Regions from separate parts of the Homo sapiens genome. Here regions 2 and 3 are each linked to region 1. Evidence: chromatin loops called from intact Hi-C (ENCODE). Cell type or tissue: heart right ventricle. All regions are shown on one strand.

Region 1 (2,500 bases):
GGCTGGCTTGGTTGGCTGGCTGGCTTGGCTGGCTTGGCTTGCTGGCTGGCGTGGTTGGCTTGGCTGGCTGTGTGGCTTGGCTGGCTTGCCCGGCTGGGTGGCTTGGCTGGCTTGGCTGGCTTGGCTGGCTGGCTCACTTGGCTGGCTGCCTGGCTTGGCTGGCTTGGCTGTCTGGCTGGCTTGTCTGGCTTGGCTGGCTGGCTGGCCGGTTGGCTTGGCTGGCTTGCTGGCTTGGCTGGCTTGGCTTGCTGGCTGGCTTGGCTGGCTTGGCTGGCAGGCTTTCTTGGCTGGCTTGGCTGGAAGGGTGGCTTGGCTGGCTGGGTGGCTGGGCTGGCTTGGCTGGCTGAGTGGCTTGGCTGGCTGGGTGGCTGGGCTGGCTGGGCTGGCTTGGCTGGCTGAGTGGCTTGGCTGTCTTGGCCAGCTGGCTGGCTTGGCTGGCTGGCTCACGTGGCTGGCTGCCTGGCTTGGCTGGCTTGGCTGTCTGGCTGGCTTGGCTGGCTTGGCTGGCTGGCTTGACAGGCTGGGTTGGCTGGCTGGCTGGCTGGCTGGCTTGGCCGGCTGGCTGGCTTGGCTGGCTGGCTGTCTTGGCTGGCTTGGCTGGCTGGCTGGCTTGGCTGGCTGGCTGTCTTGGCTGGCTTGGCTGGCTTGGCTGGCTGGCTGTCTTGGCTGGCTGGCTGTCTTGGCTGGCTTGGCTGGCTTGGCTGGCTGGCTGGCTTGGCTGGCTTGGCTGGCTTGGCTGTCTTGGCTGGCTGGCTGGCTTGGCTGGCTTGGCTGGCTTCACTGGCTGGCTGGCTTGGCTGGCTTGGCTGTCTGGCTGGCTGGGTGGCCTGGCTGGCTTGGCTGGCTTGGCTGGCTGGCTGGCTGGCTGGCTGGCCTGGCTGGCTGGGTGGCTGGCTGGCTTGGTTGGCTGGGTGGCTTTGCTGGCTTGGCTGTTTGGGCAGCTTGGCTGCCTTGGGTGGCTGGGTGGCTTGGCTGGCTTGGCTGGCTGGCTGGCTTGGCTGCCTTGCCTGGCTGCCTGGCTTGACAGGCTTGGCTGGATGGCTGTCTGGCTTACTTGTCTGGCTGGCTGGCTTGGCTGGCTTAGGTGGCTGGCTGGCTTGGCTGGCTTGGGTGGCTTGCTGGCTTGGCTGGATTGGGAGGCCGGCTGGCTTGACTGGCTTCGCTGGCTGGCTGGCTTGGCTGGCTGGGTGGCTTGGCGGGCTTGGCTGGCTGGCTGGCTTGGCTGGCTGGCTTAGCTCGTTGGCTGGCTGGGTGGCTTGGCTGGCTTGGACGGCTGGGTGGCTTGGCTGGCTTGGCTGGCTGGCTGTCTTGGGTGGCTTGGCTGGCTGGCTGGCTTGGCTGTTGGCTGGCTGGGTGGCTTGGCTGGCTTGGCTGGCTGGGTGTCTTGCCTAGCTTGGGTGGCTGGCTGACTTGGCTGCCTTGGCTCTCTGGCCACTTGGCTGGCTGGTAGGCCGGCTGGCTTGGCTGGCTGGCTGGCTTGGCTGGCTTGCCTGGCTTGGCTGGCTGGCTGGCTTGGCTGGCTTGGCCGGCTGGCTGGCTGGCCTAGCTGGCTGGCTTGGCTGCCTTGGCTGGCTGGCTGGCTGGGTGGCCTGGCTGGCTTGGCTGGCTTTGCTGGCTGGCTGGCTTGGCTGGCTTGGCTGGCTGGCTGGCTTGGCTGGCTTGGCTGGCTTGGCTTGCTGGGTGGCTTGGCTGGCTTCGCTGGCGGGGTTGCTTGGTTGGCTTTTCTGGCTGGCTGGCTTGGCTGGCTTGGCTGGCTGGGTGACTGGCTAGCTGTCTTGGCTGGCTTGGCTCGCTGGCTTCCTTGGCTGGATTGGCTGGCTTGGCTGGCTTGACTGGGTTGGCTTTCTGGCTGGCTGGGTGGCTTGGCCGGCCTGACTGGCTGGGTGGCCTGGCTGACTTGGCTGGCTGGCTGGCTTGGCTGGCTTGGCTGGCTGGGTGGCTTGGCTGGCTGGCTGGCTTGGCTGGTTGGCTGGCTGGGTGGCTTGTCTGGCTTAGATGGCTGGCTGGCTTGGCCGGCTTGGGTGACAGGCTGGCGTGGCCGGCTTGGTGACTGCCTCGCTGGCTTGGCTGGCTTGGCTCGCTGGCTTCCTTGCCTGGCTTGGATGGCTTGGCTGGGTTGGCTGTCTGGCTGGCTGGGTGGCTTGGCTTGCTGGCTGGCTTGGCCGTCTTGGCTGGCTTCGCTGGCTTGGCTGGCTGGCTGGCTTGGCCGGCTGGCTGGCTCTCCCAGGCTGCAATGCAACGGTATGATCTTGGCTCACTGCAACCTCTGCCTCCCAGGTTCAAGCAATTCTCCTGCCTCAGCCTCCCGAGTAGCTGGGATTACAGGCCTGAGCCACAACACCCGGCTGATTTTTGTACTTTTAGTAGAGATGGGGTTTCATCATGTTTCGTACTCCAGTATGGGTGACAGAGCAAGACTCTGTCTCAAAAAAACAAAAAAGAATTTATACATTGGCATACAGATTCACACACATACACTCATATTCACAAACACACAAAT
Region 2 (2,500 bases), 52 kb after region 1:
ACTAAGACTCTGTCTCAAGAAAATAAAAATCGGGGCAGCGGGGAGGAAACAGTGGGAAAAAGGACAGCTACCATTCAACAACAACAACAACAACAAAGTAGGACTGGAATTAACTTATACTCACAAAGAACTTTAAAGAATAAACTTGTAATCAAGGAATCAACTACTGACCCAAATTTTAATTTTTCCAACAAATTTATATTTGAGCCCCTAATAGAGTCTTTCGAAATTGCCTTGCAGGTGACCTTTTGGATGACAATCCCTAGCTGTGCTTATCTGTCTATTATGTGTTAGATATTAAACATATCCTGCGTTTTTAAATCTAAGGGTGCTGGAGTGAATCAAGTTCAAACAGAGTTTCTACTACATTATAACTGAAACAATGTTAAGCAATTGCTACTCAGGAAAATCTTGAATTTCATCATCTTTGCTTATCATCTCCTTAAGCCCAGACTACATTTAGTGATCATCAGGAATACGAATACCTGGGCTAGAACCTGGAGTAGAGCTGTGGATTCATTTTCCTCACACAGAAGATCTTGAAACTTTCTCTTCATGTCTTCATCCTGTGAGGGAATTAAAAACATAAGTAGCTGTGTCTGAAGGATAATAAACTCCTAGAATGACAGGGCTAGCATGCCTCTGTGGAAAGAGGGAGGAAAAGATGTCCGTCCAAGAATCATCCCCTTGATGAAGCTCCCACAGTGAAGGCATTATGTGTTGCCCCCCTCTACCTTCCCACAGGAGTCCAATCAGCAGTCAATGCTCCATCGATCCTGGCTGAGTCACATCCACATGCCTAAAAGCTCTCAGTGGGTCAATCACAGCCTCCAGCAGTCAAGAGTTTCTGAATTAGCATCCCAGATCCTGAGAAAGGTGACAATCAGGGGCCAGGGGCTGGGTCTCACTCCGTGCAGCTCCTCAAATCCTTCCAGGACCGCTCTCCACCTGCTGCCCCTGCCATGAATGAGGCCAGTCACCCAGGCTGTCTTAACAACCAGCCCAGCACCCTAGGAAAATTCACCCAGCAGATGCCATAGAAATTTTCAGAAGTACTTAAGCCCACAGTATCCCAGAGTTCAGGTCTAATGAGAAAGGGAGACAATAAACAGAACAAAGCATTACAGGTGTTTCATGCTGCAGGAACGGGAGATGAGCAGGGCACAGACAGTGTGTATACGGGTAGCTCCCACCTCTCTGGATGCTCACTTCTGCAGGGTTCAAGGATTTGCATTAGGAAACCCTGAGAGGTGGTCCGGTGCAGCTCTCCCCATCTTCAGCAAGGTGAAAGGAACATCTATATCTAGTAATGTGGCCTTTGAGTGCTGGCCAGAAGCCCAGCTCAGCCACTCACAGGTGGCATGTGCGGAATACAGACCCAGAGTTATCTGATTCCAGTGCCTCATGTACTTTCCCACCCAACTCCAGCCCCTCCTCCCACTGAGCCAAGCATACCACAGTGGGGAAAGGGAGAGGATACAGCAAAGTCCTCCACCATTTGGCAACTTGATGGATATGGAAATTTTACAACACTAGGTTGGGCATGGTGGCTCATGCCTATAATCCCAGCACTTTGGGAGGCCAAGGTGGGATAATTGCTTGAGGCCAGGAATTTGAGACCAGCCTGGGCCACATACTGGGACTTTGTCACTACAAAAAAATTTAAAAATTAGGCCAGGCATGGAGGCTCACGCCTGTAATCCCAGCACTTTGGGAGGCCAAGGTGGGTGAATCACCTGAGGTCGGAAGTTTAAGATCAGCCTGGCTAACATGGTTAAACCCCATCTCTACTAAAAATACAAAATTAGCCAGGCGTGGTAGTGCATGCCTGTAATCCCAGCTACTCAGGAGGCTGAGGCAGGAGAATCACTTGAACTCGAGAGGCGGAGGTTGCAGTAAGACAGGATCACACCACTGCACTCCAGCCTGGGCAAAAGAGTACGACTCTGTCTCCAAAAAAAAAAAAAAAAATTAAATTAGCCAGACATGGTGGCATGCACCTGTAGTCTCAGCTACTTGGGAGGCTGGGGCAGGAGGATCACTTGAGCCTGAAAGTCATGGTGCAGTGATCATGCCACTGCACTCCAGCCTATGTGAGACAGCAAGACCCTGAGGAAGGAAGGAAGGAAAGAAGCAAGGAAGGAAAAAGGGAGGGGGGATGAAAGAGGGGAGGAAAAAGGAATGGAGGAGAGGGGAGGGGGAAGGAAGGAGGAAGAAAGAGAAAGAAAGAAGGACCAGGCACAGTGGCTCACACCTGTAATCCCAGCACTTTGGGAGGCCAAGGCAGGGCAGAACACTTGAGTTCACCATGTTTTGAGTTTCTCAGTGTAGCTCCCCATTGCCATTTGACAGCAGCAAGCTCATCTGGATTCCTCTCCCCACCCTCTCACGGCTTTACTTAGGATCTCAATTATCTTGCAGTGTCACTCTCAAAAGTCCATCTCTTGGCAGCCCTTCAGTGAAGCCAAACAGAGTGGTCACAAGCCTAATCAGGCCTATA
Region 3 (2,500 bases), 1.9 Mb before region 1:
CCCAGGGTCACGCCATTCTCCGGCCTCAGCCTCCAGAGTAGCTGGGACTAGAGGCGCCCACCACCACACCCAGCTAATTTTTTATATTTTTAGTAGAGATAGGGTTTCACCATGTTAGCCAGGATGGTCTTGATCTCCTGACCTCGTGATCCACCCACCTTAGCCTCCCAAAGTGCTGGGATTACAGGTGTGAGCCACCACACCTGGCCATTTATTTTTATTTATTTTTGAGATGGAGTCTTGCTCTGTTGCCAGGCTGAAGTGCAATGGCACGATCTCGGCTCACTGCAACCTCTGCCTCCTGGGTTCACACCATTCTCCTGCCTCAGCCTCCTGAGTAGCTGGGACTAGAGGTGCCCACCACCACGCCCGGCTAATTTTTTTGTATTTTTAGTAGAGACAGGGTTTCACCATGTTAGCCAGGATGATCTTGATCTCCTGACCTCGTGATCCACCCGCCTTGGCCTCCCAAAGTGCTGGGATTACAGGCGTGAGCCACCATACCCGGCCTGGGAGTGGGTAATTTATAAAAAGAGGTTTAATTGACTCACAGTTCCACAGAGCTGGGGAGGCCTCAGGAAACTTAAAATCATGGCAGAAAGCACCTCTTTACAGGGTGGCAGAAGAGAGAAAGAGTGCCAGCAGGGGAAACACCAGACGCTTATCAAGCCATCAGATTTTGAGATAATTCACTCACTATCACAAGAACAGCATGGGGGAAACTGCCCCCATGATTCAATTCCCTCCCATGGCGGGTGGGGATTATGGGATTACAATTCAAGAGGAGATTTGGGTGGGGATACAAAGCCAAACCATATCAGCCACCATGCCCAGCTAATTTTTTTTTTTTTTTTTTGAGAGAGAGTCTCACTCTGTCTCCCAGGCTGGAGTGCAGTGGCGCAGTCTGGGCTTACTGCAAGCTCCACCTCCCGGGTTCACTCCATTCTTCTGCTTCAGCCTTCCAAGTAGCTGGGACTAAAGGTGCCCGCCACCACACCTGGCTAATTTTTTTGTATTTTTAGAAGAGACGGGGTTTCACCATGTTAGCCAGGATGGTCTCGATCTCCTGACCTTGTGATCCACCTGCCTCCGCCTCCCAAAGTGCTGGGATTACAGGCGTAAGCCACCGCACCTGGCTTTTTTTTTTTTTTTTTTGAGACAGAGTCTTGCTTTATCACCCGGATTGGAATGCAGTGGCATGATCTCTGCTCACTGCAACCTCTGTCTCCTGTGTTGAAGCAATTGTCCTGCCTCAGCCTCCCCAGTAGATGGTATTGCAGGTGTGGGCCACCATACCTGGCTAATTTTTATATTTTTAGTAGAGACGAGATTTCCCCCATGTTGGCCAGGCTGGTCTTGAACTTCTGACCTCAGGTGATCTGCCCACCTCACCCTCCCAAAGTGCTGGGATTACAGGCATGAGCCACTGTGCCCTGCCCTAATTTTTTTTTTTTTTTTTTGTAGAGATAAGGTCTCACTATGTTGCCCAGATTGATCTTGAATTCCTGGCCTTAAGTAATCCTCCCACCTTAGCCTCCCAAAGTGTTGGCATTAAAGGCATAAGCCACCATACCCTGCCAACATACGTAACTTAATCATATCTGCAAAGTCCCTTTTACCATGTGAGGTCACATCCACACGTTCTGGGGATTAGGACGTGGGCATCTTTTTGGGTGCCATGATTCAGTGCCACAGTGGGTACACAGCAAGCCAATGATGGGGGTAATTAAGTTAACATTAAATGTCCCATGAGTTCTATGTTATAGAGCAGTGATCATGTCCCTGGGGTGTGAGGTGATCCACTGAGGACCAGGAAGAAGAGATGAGATTATTGCTTAAGATTAAGCAAGAAATCAGGTTTTATGAATATTCACTCTGAGCTGACGCTGGCTCTCTGTACCCATGATGGTCTGGTCAGAAAAACAGAAAATGCACTGGTTAGTTTAGCAGAGAGAATTTAATATTGGTCATTGGTGGAACAAGGAATGGAGGACTAAAGAGGCAGAAGGGGGACCTGAGGTCACAGGCGGGGACACCCCTCAGTCTTGGTGGCACTGCGGTGGTGGCTCCTCAGCTGTCACCCAAGGGAAACTTGCAGGATGAATGGGAGTTTCACAGTGAAGTCCCATCGCCAGTCTGTTAGCTCTTTTTTTTTTTTTTTTTTTTTAATGAGACAGGGTCTGGGTCTGTCAATCCAGGCTGGAGTGCGGTGGTGCAATCTCAGCTCACCACGATCTCTGCATCCTGGGCTCAAACAATCCTCCTGCCTCAGCCTCCCAAGTAGCTGTGAAAAAAGGCATGCGCCACCACACCTGGCTAATTTTTATATTTGTTGTAAACATGGGGCCTCACTATGTGGCCCAGGCTGGTCTTGAACTCTTGGGCTCAAGCAATCCGCCCACCTTGGCCTCTTAAGTTGCTGGGATTACAGGTCTGAGCCACCACACCTGTGTGTTAGATCTTAAAATATGGCAACATATGTTGGTGAAGTATTGGCTTA

Evidence for each region. Peaks named below come from ENCODE experiments on the same cell type or tissue, not always from the same donor. Only the 100,000 strongest peaks of a DNase experiment are listed, where the experiment ranks them.
Region 2: it touches region 1 in a loop (6-fold over the local background); 6 of 110 quality-filtered maps call a loop at or near these places.
Region 3: it touches region 1 in a loop (6-fold over the local background); 10 of 110 quality-filtered maps call a loop at or near these places.

The regions. Positions count from the first base shown.
Region 1 is chr15:20,339,962-20,342,461 of GRCh38, reverse strand. No RefSeq gene overlaps it. Among named protein-coding and RNA genes, the nearest start is that of GOLGA6L6, 200 kb to the left of the region's middle. RefSeq lists enhancers at 1-258, 259-780, 781-1,304, 1,305-1,826, 1,827-2,350. In heart right ventricle, no CTCF peak of the experiment used is centred here; DNase peaks (open chromatin) are centred at 391, 891, 1,301 and 1,961.
Region 2 is chr15:20,288,179-20,290,678 of GRCh38, reverse strand. It overlaps the pseudogene CHEK2P2. Among named protein-coding and RNA genes, the nearest start is that of GOLGA6L6, 250 kb to the left of the region's middle. In heart right ventricle, no CTCF peak of the experiment used is centred here; DNase peaks (open chromatin) are centred at 1,288 and 1,638.
Region 3 is chr15:22,243,493-22,245,992 of GRCh38, reverse strand. All of the region lies in intron 1 of LOC101928039 (a long non-coding RNA gene), which reads left to right. Among named protein-coding and RNA genes, the nearest start is that of MIR1268A, 19 kb to the right of the region's middle. In heart right ventricle, no CTCF peak of the experiment used is centred here; no DNase peak of the experiment used is centred here.